Regions from separate parts of the Homo sapiens genome. Here region 1 is linked to region 2. The links are chromatin contacts, found by Hi-C in ENCODE. All regions are on one chromosome and are shown on one strand. Each heading gives the region's core, a stretch centred on a gene start or an enhancer-like site at or near the end of the contact. The rest is flanking DNA. Distances are from core to core; before and after follow the strand shown.

Evidence for each region. A loop is a pair of places that touch in the nucleus more often than their neighbours do. Pooled maps may share reads with other maps.
Region 1: a map with no recorded cell type shows a loop between it and region 2 (5-fold over the local background). The contact joins two enhancer-like sites. A Hi-C loop is called at or near these places in 7 of 37 single-sample maps with no recorded cell type and 5 of 50 pooled maps.

The regions. Positions count from the first base shown.
Region 1 is chr10:23,364,967-23,371,024 of GRCh38, reverse strand. No RefSeq gene overlaps it. Among named protein-coding and RNA genes, the nearest start is that of C10orf67, 23 kb to the right of the region's middle. Within about 2 kb of position 2,029, at least 4 of the 41 ENCODE cell types and tissues checked have a DNase peak (open chromatin) inside an H3K27ac peak, as active enhancers do.
Region 2 is chr10:22,602,735-22,609,126 of GRCh38, reverse strand. PIP4K2A (phosphatidylinositol-5-phosphate 4-kinase type 2 alpha) reads left to right here. Exons shown (of 10, transcript NM_005028.5): 3 at 1,104-1,200. Among named protein-coding and RNA genes, the nearest start is that of PIP4K2A, 110 kb to the left of the region's middle. RefSeq lists an enhancer at 3,885-4,034. Within about 2 kb of position 2,751, at least 14 of the 41 ENCODE cell types and tissues checked have a DNase peak (open chromatin) inside an H3K27ac peak, as active enhancers do.

The sequences.
Region 1 (6,058 bases), core at 780-3,279, 760 kb before region 2:
GCCTTGGCTTCCCCAGGCTTAGCCTCCTGAGTAGCTGGGACTACAGATATGTACCACCATGCCTGCCTAACTTTTTTGTAGAGACAGGGTTTCACTATGTCCCTCAGGCTGTTCTTGAACTCCTGGCTTCAAACAATCCTCCCATCTCAGCCTCCCAAAGTGCTGGGATTACAGGCATGAGCCACCACACCTGTTTTTTTTCATCTTTAAATTGTGCTATTTGTATTTTAATTGTTGAGTTTTGTAAATGTTTTTTATATATCCTGGATACCAGACTTTGATTAAATATATGATTTGTAAATATTTCCCCAAATTCTGTGAGTTGTCTGTTCATGCTCTTATTGGGGGTCAGAACATGGTACCCCAGATCATGACACCTTGGCATGCTGACTACTTTGAACTGAAGGATATTGGGAGAACTTGCCCCCAAAACAAAGTCTCTTTGACCTTCTCCCACCCTCTGTTCTCCCTCTCCCCTTTCTCTCCCAAGCTGAGTTATAGAAACTAGAATTTATCTGCCCAAAGCAAGCCATAAAACCTAGGAAGGTCATTCACTGACCTCCTACCTCCCCACCGTCCCCCCTGCACCCTGAAGATCCTTATGTGACCTGTGTTCTGCACATAATGGAAAAGGGGAATGTCTTATATTAATAGAAACACAGAAAGGAATGTGAACAAGCACGCCTTGCTAAGCTCCCACCACTACAAGTTTATTACCATTACATCACACCCCTTTCCTGTTTCTCTGCAACTGTTCACTTCTTCCATCAGACTCAGCACAAAAGCACAGTCTTCCCTGGGTCTTCAGGTCTTCACTTTGGAAGGCTCCCCTGTCACGTAAACCTTGGTTAAATAAATTTGTGATGCTTTTCTCTTGTTACTCTGTCTCTTGTTATAGGAGTATCTGCCATGACCCTTGTGATGGATGAGGAAAGGGTATTGGTTTTTTCCCCTACATTCTTTTGTTTTAGATGGAGTTTCGCTCTTGTTGCCCAGGCTGGAGTACAATGGCGCGATCTCGGCTCACTGCAACCTCCTCCTCCCGGGTTCAAGCGATTCTCCTACCTCAGCCTCCCAAGTAGCTGGGATTACACGCATGCACCACCACTCCCGGCTATTTTTTTTTTTTTTTGTATTTTTAGCAGAGAGGGGGTTTCTCCATGTTGGTCAGGCTGGTCTTGAACTCCCAACCTCAGGTGATCCGCCTGCCTCGGCCTCCCAAAGTTCTGGGATTACAGGCATGAGCCACCGAGCCTGGCCCTTCCCCTACACTCTTGAGAGAAATTTTGGAGGGGAAACCCTCTCTCCCTCTGGACATTGGTATAACTGAGGCCTGGAATGGCTGCAGACATCTTGCTCTAGGCCTTGAGGATGAGTCCAGAGAGTTGGAGGAACGTGGAGTTAAAACCACTGAATTGAGCCAATCCTCCAGAGAACATAGTGTCTTATCTCTAAACTCGCAGGCTCACAATCTAATGCATTTATGCATTGTTTAATTTTGGTGTTCAGTTACCTGCTGCTCAAAGTGTCCTAAATGTTCCAGTAACCAAACCCAGCCTGAGAGAGAGGAAGTCTTGACAATTTCCTTCTCAAATCAAACCATGGAGTTTGAGAATTAACCTTCAGCAATACCAACAGCAACATCTTGGACTTTATCCAAACATTAAAAGAGTTGTGAACAGTATCGCCTCAAAGACAGGGAAGCGGAGAGATAAAAACGACCTTCCAGAGGTAGTGGCTTATAGAAACTACTGTTGCTTTGTTAATTAAATGTTAGTTTAATAATCTTTTATATCTGCATTAATTTTTCTGAGATATCATCTATATTTTAATAGTCTTTGAGCAGATGAACAGGGGAAAGACTGAATAGATAATTTACCTCCCCAGTCAGGAAATCATTCTGATTAAATGGGTCCTGGAAAATCTCTACTTCCTCTCTTTTGGCACAGAGGAAGTGTTCAGCTGTTTTGTTTTCAAAAACCTCAAGGTATATCAGTTAACCAGCTGTCCTGGATGTGGTTTTGCTAGTTTGTGTATGGTTATTGAGTGATTTATCAACGGAAAAAGAAAGAATGAAAGAGAAAACACAAAAAGGCAAGGCATGGACAGACACGAACATAGCAAAGAGATCTACAGCCTCCATAGGTGAATTTCATTCTTGTTTAGAAAGTCTAGTGATGGTAGATGTCACTCAATGCCCACTTGATTTATTATTTTTTTCTTAAAAGAGAACTCCTTGCTTCAGGAATCAAAACACCAAACCAAAACTTTGTTCTGTGGCTCTCTCTCAGCCCATTTTCTCATAAAGATTTAGTAACAAGGATTAGGTATTGTGTTCCCAAAACCTTCCTCTTAGACAACATTGAGCCAGATTATCTAAATGCCTAACCTACCACCTGGGCAATAGAAAATCTGGGGGAAATGCATGAATCCTTAACGCAATGCACCACTCAATGAGTCTGACCCAGATGCTATAAAAAGCACATTTTCCTTGCAAAGTTAGTGGGTCACACATGAGTTGATCTGTGGATTGCACAGACCTTATATTTGATTTTGGGGGAGCTGATACCGGATTTTTCTGGTTAGTGCTGCTCTCAGCATTTTGCTAAGTAACACTGCACATTGGAGAGATGAGGAGCTTGCTCAGGGCCATGTAACGGGGGTCACCTCAGCAAACCAGCCAGAAACAGAGCGGGGACAGGGCAGAAGTGTTGGGCAGGACAGCTGTTTCAGGGCTCACTTAGCTCAATTCCCTGAGTTTACAACAGCCATCGCCATGTTTTGTAGAATGACCTCCCAGAACTTCCTGCTGTTTTTCTCTAGGCCTGAGCTTGGACAAGCCTTTAGTAAATGCTTGCTGTTGCATTTTATCAGCTCATGTCCTTTTAATTGAGTTACTAATTAATAAGAAAACATTTCTTACATCATCTACATATCTTCTGTGTGACTTTGTTCTGAGCTGTTGGAAATCCTTTTCTAGAGTGGCCTCCAACCACATTTGCTGAAACAGCTGCAACTAGCTGCATTATTCATTTCCCTCTCTTGCTTCATTCTTCTCCATGGCACTTACCACCACTTGATATATTATATATTAATCTGTTAATTGTTTATGTGCACACACGAATATATGCTGTAACAGTGAAGAAAATTGTTCATCTGCATGTTATTCCAAATGCCTAGAAAAGTGCCTTGCAAATAGTAGGTAGATAATAAAGTTTTTATGCAATTAATAATGTAATGAATTTTTATTAATTATATTATTTTAATGCATTTTGATTTGCTAATTCATGTGTTTAAAATACCATGCATACAGATTAAGAGCATGAGTTCTAGGCACAGACAGATTAATTAAATCCTCCTTCTTCCACTTATAAGCTGTGTGAACTTGGGCAATCCTATAACCTCTCTATGTCTAGGCTTTCTCATTAACGTAACAGGATAATAATGCTATAGCTCTCAATAAGTTTGTTTTGAGTATTAAATGGTATATTGTGTTAATATATAAAGCACTGAGAACAATACCTGCGACATGGCACATAAGCACAATGCCTGTGAAATCTCATGTGCTCAATAACTGTTAATAGTCATTACTCATTCATTCAACAAAAACGTATTGAATGTTTACTATAGGCAGATGTTAGAAATACAAGGTGAACAAAACCAAAAATAGACCTTTCCCCTATGGGGCTGTGGATGAGAAAGTTGTCAATCAAAGTGTTAAGAACTGTTGTGTCCCCCCAAATTCATATGTTGATGTCCTAACTCCAATGTGGCTATATTTGGAGATAGGGCCTCTAGGGAGGTCATTACGATTAAAGGAGTTTGGCCGGGCTCGGTGGCTCACGTCAGTAATCCCAGTACTTTGGGAGGCCGAGGCAAGAGGATCATCTGAGGTCAGGAGTTTGAGACCAGCCTGGCCAACATGGTGAAACTCTGTCTTTACTAAAAATACAAAAATTAGCTGGGCGTGGTGGCGGGCACCTGTAGTCCCAGCTACTCTGGAGGCTGAGACGAGAGAATCACTTGAACCAGGGAGGTGGAGGTTGCAGTGAGCTGAGATCGCACCACTGCACTCCAGCCTGGGCAATAGAGCAAAACTCTGTCTCAAAAAAAAAAAAAAAAAAAAGATTAAAGGAGGTCACAAGGGTGACCTAATCTAATCTAATGGGGCTGGTGACCTTATGAGAAGAGGAAGAAGCCGAATGCAGTGGCTCACGCCTGGTAATTCCAGCACTTTGGAAGGCCAAGGTGGGAGGATCACTTGACTTCAGGAGTTCAAGACCAGCTTGTGCAACACAGTGAGACCCTTGTCTCTGCAAAAAAAAAATTAAAAAACACTAGCTGGGTGTAGTTCCAGCTACTCGGCAGGCTGTGGTGGGAGGATCGCTTGAGCCTGGGAGTTCCAGGCAGCAGTGAGCTGTGATCGTGCCACTGCACTCCAGCCTAGGTGACAAAGCAAGAACCTGTCTCAAAAAAAAAAAAAAAAAAAAAAAGAGGAGGGGAAGAGTAAGAGATACCAGAGATTAATACTTCTCTCTCTCTCTCCATCATTCTCTCTCTCTCTCTGTCTCCTTCTCTCTCTCTCTCTCTCTCTCTCCTTCTATCTCCCTCCACCTGTACACAGAGGAAAGGCCATGTAAGGACAGAGCAAACAGGCCACTGTCTGCGAACCAGGAAGAGAGGCCTCACCAGATATCAACCTTCATGGCACCTTGATCTTGATCTTTCCAGAACTGTGAGAAAATTAACTTCTGTTGTTGTTTAAGCTGCCCTCCAACCCCGTCTGTAGTATTTTGTTACGGCAGCCCAAACAGACTAATACATCAAGTAACCACACAAATGCATGTAGAATTAAAACTGACCTAACTGTTAAGAAGAGGAGATAGGGCAAGAGTATATTTATCGAGGGTATTCTATCTGGTCAGAGATGAGAGAGCAAGATTTTTCTGGGTAAAGTTAACAAGGTATATGGGGTGGGGTGAATATGGAGTGGGGAATGGTCCCAGATAGGGCCAATTGCTTGTGCAAAGGCCCTGGGGTGAGAGAGAGCACAGTTTATTAGAGAAACAAAATGGCAGCTGTGTGATTGGGGTGCTAAGAGTGAAGAGGAAGGTGATACAGGTGAGGGTGGAGAAGAGGGTGAGGCCTAACTTCCCAGGACCATGCAGGATTTTCACTGCTAACTTGGGCCACTTGCACACCAGATTGGAGCTGGAAATGGTGGGTATGGGAGACAGAGATCAAAATAACCTCTAGATGTCCACTTGCATAGCTGGTAAGTCACGGGACCATTCATGATAGGGAAGCCCAGGAGAGAACCAGATTTCAAAGAGAAAGTCATGAATTTGCACGTGTCAAGCTTGTTGTGCTTTTGAGTCACTTAGAAAGAGACATTTGTAGGCGGATCTATCTACAAGTCTAGACTCAGACAGAGGCCTGAGTCATGTCATTACACTGACAAGGTGGGAGAGGTGATTCAGGACAGTCGTTCTCAGACTTTGAGTTTCAAGACCCCTTTACACTCTTAAAAACCATCAAGGACCTCAAAGAGCTTCTGTTTATGTGGGTTATATCTATCCATATTTAGTATATTAGAAATTTAAACTGAAAAAATTAATATTAATTTATAATAAACCTGTTTTACCTTAGCATAACATAATGATTTTAACGGAAAATCATTGTAATTTTTCAAACCAAAAAACAAAATATTTGTGGCTGGGCATGGCAGCTCATGCCTGTAATCCCAGCATAATTGCAACACTTTGGGAGGCCGAGGCAGGAGGATCACTTGAGGCCAGGAGTTTGAGACCAACCTGAACAACATAGGGAGACCTTATCTGTACAAAAAAAAAAAAATTAGCCGGGCATGGTGGCACACGCCTGTGGTCCCAGCTACTTGGGAGGCTGAAGTGGGAGGATTGCTTGGGCCTGGGAGGTTGAGGCTGCAGTGAGCCACAATCATTCCACTGCACTCCAGCCTGGCCAACAGAGTGAGACCTTGTCTGAAAAAAGAAAAAAAAATTATGAGAAGAATAGCATTGTTTTACATTTTTGCAAA
Region 2 (6,392 bases), core at 1,502-4,001:
GTCCATTGAGAGCTAGAGATGCAATGATATAGAAGACACGGCCCTGCCCTCAAGGGGCTCAGAGTACAAAAACTGACACATATACAAACTGCTATAGTTCAGTGTGCAAAGTATGATAAGGGAGGGGTGTGTGCATATGTATAATTTAATTTATCTGGTTGTGTGGGAACACAAAGAGGGAAACAATTCTGAATGATTAGGGTGAACCTCAAATCACTCCCATGTGAGGATCATTATGAAATTTTTTTTTGAGACAGGATCTTGCTCTGTTGCTCAGGCTGGTGTGCAGTGGTGAAATTATATCTCACTGCAGTCTCAAATTCCTGGGGTCAAGCAATCCCCCTTCCTGAGCCTTCTGAATAGCTGGGACTACGGGTGCAGGTTACCATGCCCAGCTGATTTTTTAAAAAACTTTTTGTAAAGACAGGGGTCTCACTATGTTCCCCAGGCTGGCCTCAAACTCCTGGCCTCAAGAAATCCTCCCACCTCAGTCTCCCAAAGTGCTGGGATTACAAATGAGTGGTGTAAGCCACCATGCCAGGCCAATTATGAAATTTCTTCAGGGGGCCATTGTCCTTATGTGAAGCTGATGTTAATTTTTCTCATAACAGTGTTTAGAAGCTGACTTTCAGGGAATTTCCTCTAAGCAAATTTAGAATGTGGCATTTATATAAAACAGGCCTTTTAGGGGGGTGAGGGAGTGGCCCTCCTTTCCTCAGCAGTAGCTGAGAGGGAACCTTGCTCCGCTGCCTCTTCCTAACTCACTCTCCCGCCATTGTGCTTTTCCCTCACTGCTCCCCCTGCCTGGCCCGTTCCTTCCCCACCTCTTGTTCTTTGAGGAATGGCTGCAGTGTGTGGCCAGGATTTAAAGAGGTCACATAGTCCAAGCGTGCCTGTGACAAAGGAGACAGACAGACATCCGTCTGGCCCCCTGTGTCTCCTGGATCTTTCTGCGGGTTGTACCTGGTTCTAGGAAGCACACCTGTGCTTTTGGTAGGCAGTGAACTCTGAACCCTTCTTTGGCTACCTGTGGAACTCAGTGGTGGCAGATGCAAGTCTGATTGACTCTCTCTGAGCTTTATTCCACGCTGTGACTGTTTCAGAGAAAACATGCCGAGCCATTTCAAGTTTAAGGAATACTGCCCGATGGTCTTCCGTAACCTGCGGGAGAGGTTTGGAATTGATGATCAAGATTTCCAGGTGAGTTGCGTTTGTAACATTTGCTTCCAGTAGGAAATGGGTTTTGCCATGACTTTTGCTGTGTCAATTGGGATCTGTATTTTTGTCAATAAAAGTATTATATAATAGTAATTTTCATTTTGTGTAAGAAGTTTTTAATGTTCATGCTGAAGTAAAGTGTTCTCTTGATTGGGGACCTCTATACATATGATACCGGTATAAAAGTCAGTAGGAAAATATATTACTTTTCTTTGGAAGGAGACTGAGCATGTGAGGGTTTTATATAATACTCTCATTTCCAGGTGGAAATTAACAGGCTAGCAGAGCTGCCTGTTAATTTCTGCTGTCAGACATGTCAGTAGCCTGTGTGAGTGTGCATGTTTTGTATCTTCGTAGAGGCTACTTAGGACTCTCAGGAATCTTTATCTTGCTGATTTGCTGCTTTTCAAGTTGGTCAGACTCTTGCTGCAGCATTTTTGTCAAAGGGCACCCTTTGTGCACTGCAGTGCTGGACTGTGGAGTGACCATAGCACTGTGGTCAGCACCAGGAACCCAACATCCTGGGCGTGTCCTGTGGTACATCTTCCTCTTCATCTTGATTCCCACCACGTAAAAATGTGCACTGCTGCTCTCCTCCCCACACTGGCCTGGTCCTTCATTCTAACTTTTAAACATCTGTTTTAACTCTTTAAATAACTGTTGAGCCATGATCATTTTTTTCTGAGAAAGGATTTGACATTGGTTACCCAAGTTTCATATAGCGAGCCAGATTCGTAAATGCTAAGGATTTTTTTTAAAAGTGGAAATCCAAGGGACAGGTTGAGTATCCCAATCAGAAAATCTGAAATCCAAAATGCTTCCAAATCGAATATTTTCTGATCATCAACGTGATGCCACAAGTGGAAAATTCCACAGTTAAGTGCTCAACACAGCCTTTGTTTCATGTACACAATTATTTAAAATATTGTATAAAATTACCTTTAGGCTATGTGTATAAGGTGTATATGAAATAGATAAATTTCGTGTTTAGACTTGGGTCCCATCCCCAAGATATCTCATTATCTTTGCAAATATTCTGAAATCTGAAAAAATCTGAAATACGACTGGCTGCAGGCATTTCAAATAAAGGATGCTCAGCATATACTGACTTAAGTCCCTTCAAATCTAGTCCTAATCTGCCCTCAATTTAAGATCTGAATTTATCCTGCATTAAGTGACATATTGCCACCCTGGGTGACTACAGATTGAGTACTGATACAGCTTACCCTGTATTTTCCTCTGAAGAATAGGGTCCCTCAGGCAAACTGAGATAGTTAGCACACTTTCCTAAAGATCTGTGCTCCCACTGCCCTCTCTGTACCATTGCCAAAAATTTCCAGGAATTTTTCATATGTTTACTCAGGCATGAGAGAGGCTGCCATGTTTGGAGAAAGCAGCGCTGACCAGGCTGCCGGTGACATTGTCTCATGATGGCCTGGGGTTGTGGTTTACATGGAGGTCCAGACCCTGAGCTGAGGCTCTGTGTACACAGAAGAGCTGAGGGCTGGCTAGTGGGACAGGAAGGATGTGGTTGCTCATCTGCTATTAAAACTGCGTGGGAGCCAACACTCCTGTTAGGGCGTTTCTTTTTTTTTCTTGATACAAGGTCTTGCTCTGTTGCCCAGGCTGGAGTACAGTGGTGTGATCATAGCTCACTGCAGCCTCAAACTGCTGGGCTCAAGTGATCCTCCGACCTCAGCGTCCAGAGTAGCTAGGACTACAGGTGTGCACCACCATGCCCAGCTAATTTTTTTTTTTTTTTTGGTAGAGATTGGGGTCTCACTATGTTACCCAGGCTGGTCTCAAACTCCTGGCCTCAAGCCGTCCTCCCAGAGCATGAGCCAGTGCACCTGGCCTTGGGGCTTAATTTTTAAGAGAGAACTTAGATCACAATTATGGACTTGAAATTTACTGCTGTAAAAATAATTAACTTTAACAGAAAATTATTAGAATAGTAAAAAGCATTTCTCTGAAGTTAAAATTAATAATTCTGTATCACTTTAGAACCATTACTAAATTTAAAGAGGCCACCTGAAAATGAACTAGGTGCTTTTTTTTTTTTTTTAAAGGAATTAACAGCAGATAGCTTCAGTGTCTTAAGAAAATCTCCTCTGCCTTAAGAAAAGCTGAACACCAGTGTGTTCCTCCTTCTCTCCACGTCCTTTTTTTGTTTGGCTGGGTTTTGTTTTAATAAAACAATTCCACTGGCATTTCACAGAAACTGACTTTTGAGGGCCCATGCATCTATCTTATCTTGTTAGATTCCTCAATTCATTATTGAAATGAAGTCTTTCTATTTCTTGTCATAATCAATTCTGTCAAATGAGATCCAAAATGAACCCATTATGGTCTGAGTTCTGCACTGCAGCAGAGAAAAGTAGTTTTTAAAATTTCCTCAAATGACCAATTTAGTTGCTGAAATGCAAAGACATGAACTGGTTTTCCTTCCCTTTTTTTCGCCCTACAAAGAAAACTACGTAAGTTGATATTGAAGTCAGTACAAATTGCTGAGTACAAACTTTGAAAGAAAATTAGGCAAGTGGAGGATGATTCACAAGTAACTAATTGGCAAGTCCGTTAAACTCTTCACATGAGAGCTCCCTGTTGGGGAGAGTGGTGTGAGTGTGATTAATCATTCGAACACTCCTCCTTTCCTTAGCTCTGCCTGCTGCTTTCTCTTTGGCAACTGTATTTCTATTAAAAAAAGAAAAAAAAGAAAGAAAAAGTGTGTATTCAGAGTCACTTCAGTACTGCAGAGGTATACTCTTCTTCCCTCCTCAGTCGTATATTTCTTTCCCAGTGTCTGTACCTCTTAAAATTCTTCAGTAGGGTCAGGGACCCTGAGTTCCAGCTGAAAACAGGATCGTAAATCTGGGGCTGTATCCCAGTCTTTTGGCTACTTGGTTTGGAAGAAAGGAGGGTCGTTGTGACAGCTCTGGCTCCAGGGTCACCTCGCAGGCCCCTGTATACTGCAGGGATTCAGGCGGCAGGCGGGCAGGGGCCAGGACCTGGGGCTTCAGCTGCCTGGCACATTGTTACTGCCCAGACAGTTCAATCCTCATGCCCAGTTCAAGTAACAGGTATCATTTGGCACATGTGGCGCCAAATGACTAAAAGCAACCTTGTTTTCCTCTCCTGGAGCTTGCCAATGTGCCTTTGCTGAGTAGAGTCTCCCACCGGCCGCCTCTGTCACTCCTGGGTACTGGCTGCTGAAGACTGCGTATATCGGAAAAAAACCAACTCTCTTTCTGAGCTTATCAATGTGAGCTGCTTTTTGAATACTCTTTCCCAACTGACTTGGAAAGTAGGATCAGTGACCTAGGCTCTCATAGTGTTTTGGAGGACACTGGATAGCTGAAGGGGAACAGGCATTGCCTGCTGTGTTTATTTTTCCAAACTGCTTGCATTTTGGACAAGCGGCTCTAAATCAATGTGGTGGTTAGGGGCTCCATCGTCTGGTTTATCTCGTATTCAGACCTTTCCATTCAGCCAAGTGGGTAAATGGTCCCGACTTGTCTTGTTTGTGTGACCACCTTTTTGCTACACCTGAAAAAAGTAGGTATTGGTCTGTGGAGACCACTCTGATTAAAGCAGAGCATGGTTAAGTAGTAACCTATGCAGTTGACCCCTACTGGTGAATTTAAACTTCTTAAAAAGTTTTTAAGATAAATGAAAAGGATAATGAAATGAAAAATGAAAACATTCCTGCTTTCTCAGTAAACATTTGTATCTTTCCTCTGGTTTTGATTTCTGGAATATCTTTTAAAAATGACTTTTCCTTGTTGTTAAAGACAAATTCAAAGAACAATTCTAGAATATCCATTGTTAATAACAGTACCACAGTACCATGTAACATACATATGTAAACCTCTGTGTGTGTGTGTGTGTGTGTGTGTGTGCGTGCGCGCGTGTGTGCTCGCGCATGTGTGTAACCAGTGCTTCTAGATTCAGAACTTTTTCCAATTCATTAGGGCATTTTTAAATTGCATGATAGGTTTGTAATATGCTCAGGGTTGAATCAGTGTGTCATCAAGGTTCTGATCATTGTTTGGCCAGCATGATATCCATCGTCATACTTTAAAGGTGTGTTTCAGGATGAATGCTGCCTGGGAGGCCTGTTCTGTGACTATAGCCGCAGTCCTGTGTCTACCATTACCACTGCCCCCTTAAGCCCTGATCACCCTGAGGTCTGGGATTTCATGCATAATTATCCAGTCAAAGTATTTGTTTGTACCTACCACATGTCAGGCTCTGTGCTAGCCGTTTTAGGGAATGCAGAGAGAAGAAAGGGTGAAGCATCACTTTCTTTAAAAACTATTGCATACCAGATTCTGTATTAGATGCTAACGAGATTTACAGAAACCCAGCATCTTGATTTGTAATGTTCTTCATGAAAATCTGCACCCCTCTTTCCAGTCTCTTATACTCATTTGATCGTCTCTTATGTTTATACCCAGAGAGACTGGAAAGAGGGGTGCAGATTTTCATGAAGAACATTAAACAGCCCTGGGAAGTCAAACGGAGGCTTCAGTTACATTTAGTAGCTGCCAGAGAGGGTTGCCTCCCAGAAACCAAAAAGTTATGCAGGAGGGAGCTGATGCTGTTAAACCTAAATAGACCACACATTTGAAAGTGAGGCCTCTTGTTCACTGTGGAGGATAATACCAGGTTTGCTTTTCCCCTACTGTGACTCCTGAATTAGAATCCCTCATTATTGACATCTGATGCCCTTTCTTCTTTGTGTTTGTAACAGAGAATTCTAATTTTAAAATAATTAATTTTAAGAGCTAACATTTTAAACTTTTGATATTCTTATTTCAAGTTTAGAAATAAAATTCTAAAGTGTTAAGACCTTCAGTGTATACTAAACTTGAAGTGGGGCAGCAGGAATTCTGCCTTTATCTCTAGAATATCAAGTCTATCCTCTGAAACTTTCACTTGTAGATTTCTCACTTTTGACTTTAAACTGCCTGAGGGCAGGAGCAGTGTTTGTGTTTGCTGGCTGCCTGTCACCCGTTGAGCACAATGCTGGGCTCAGCAGGCACTTAAGAAATATTTGCAGTCAGGACAGTGGCCACACCTGTAATCCCAGCTACTCAGGTGGCCAGTGCAGGAGGATCTCTTGAGCCCAGGAGTTCGAGACCAGCCTGGGCAACACAGTGAGACACCATCTC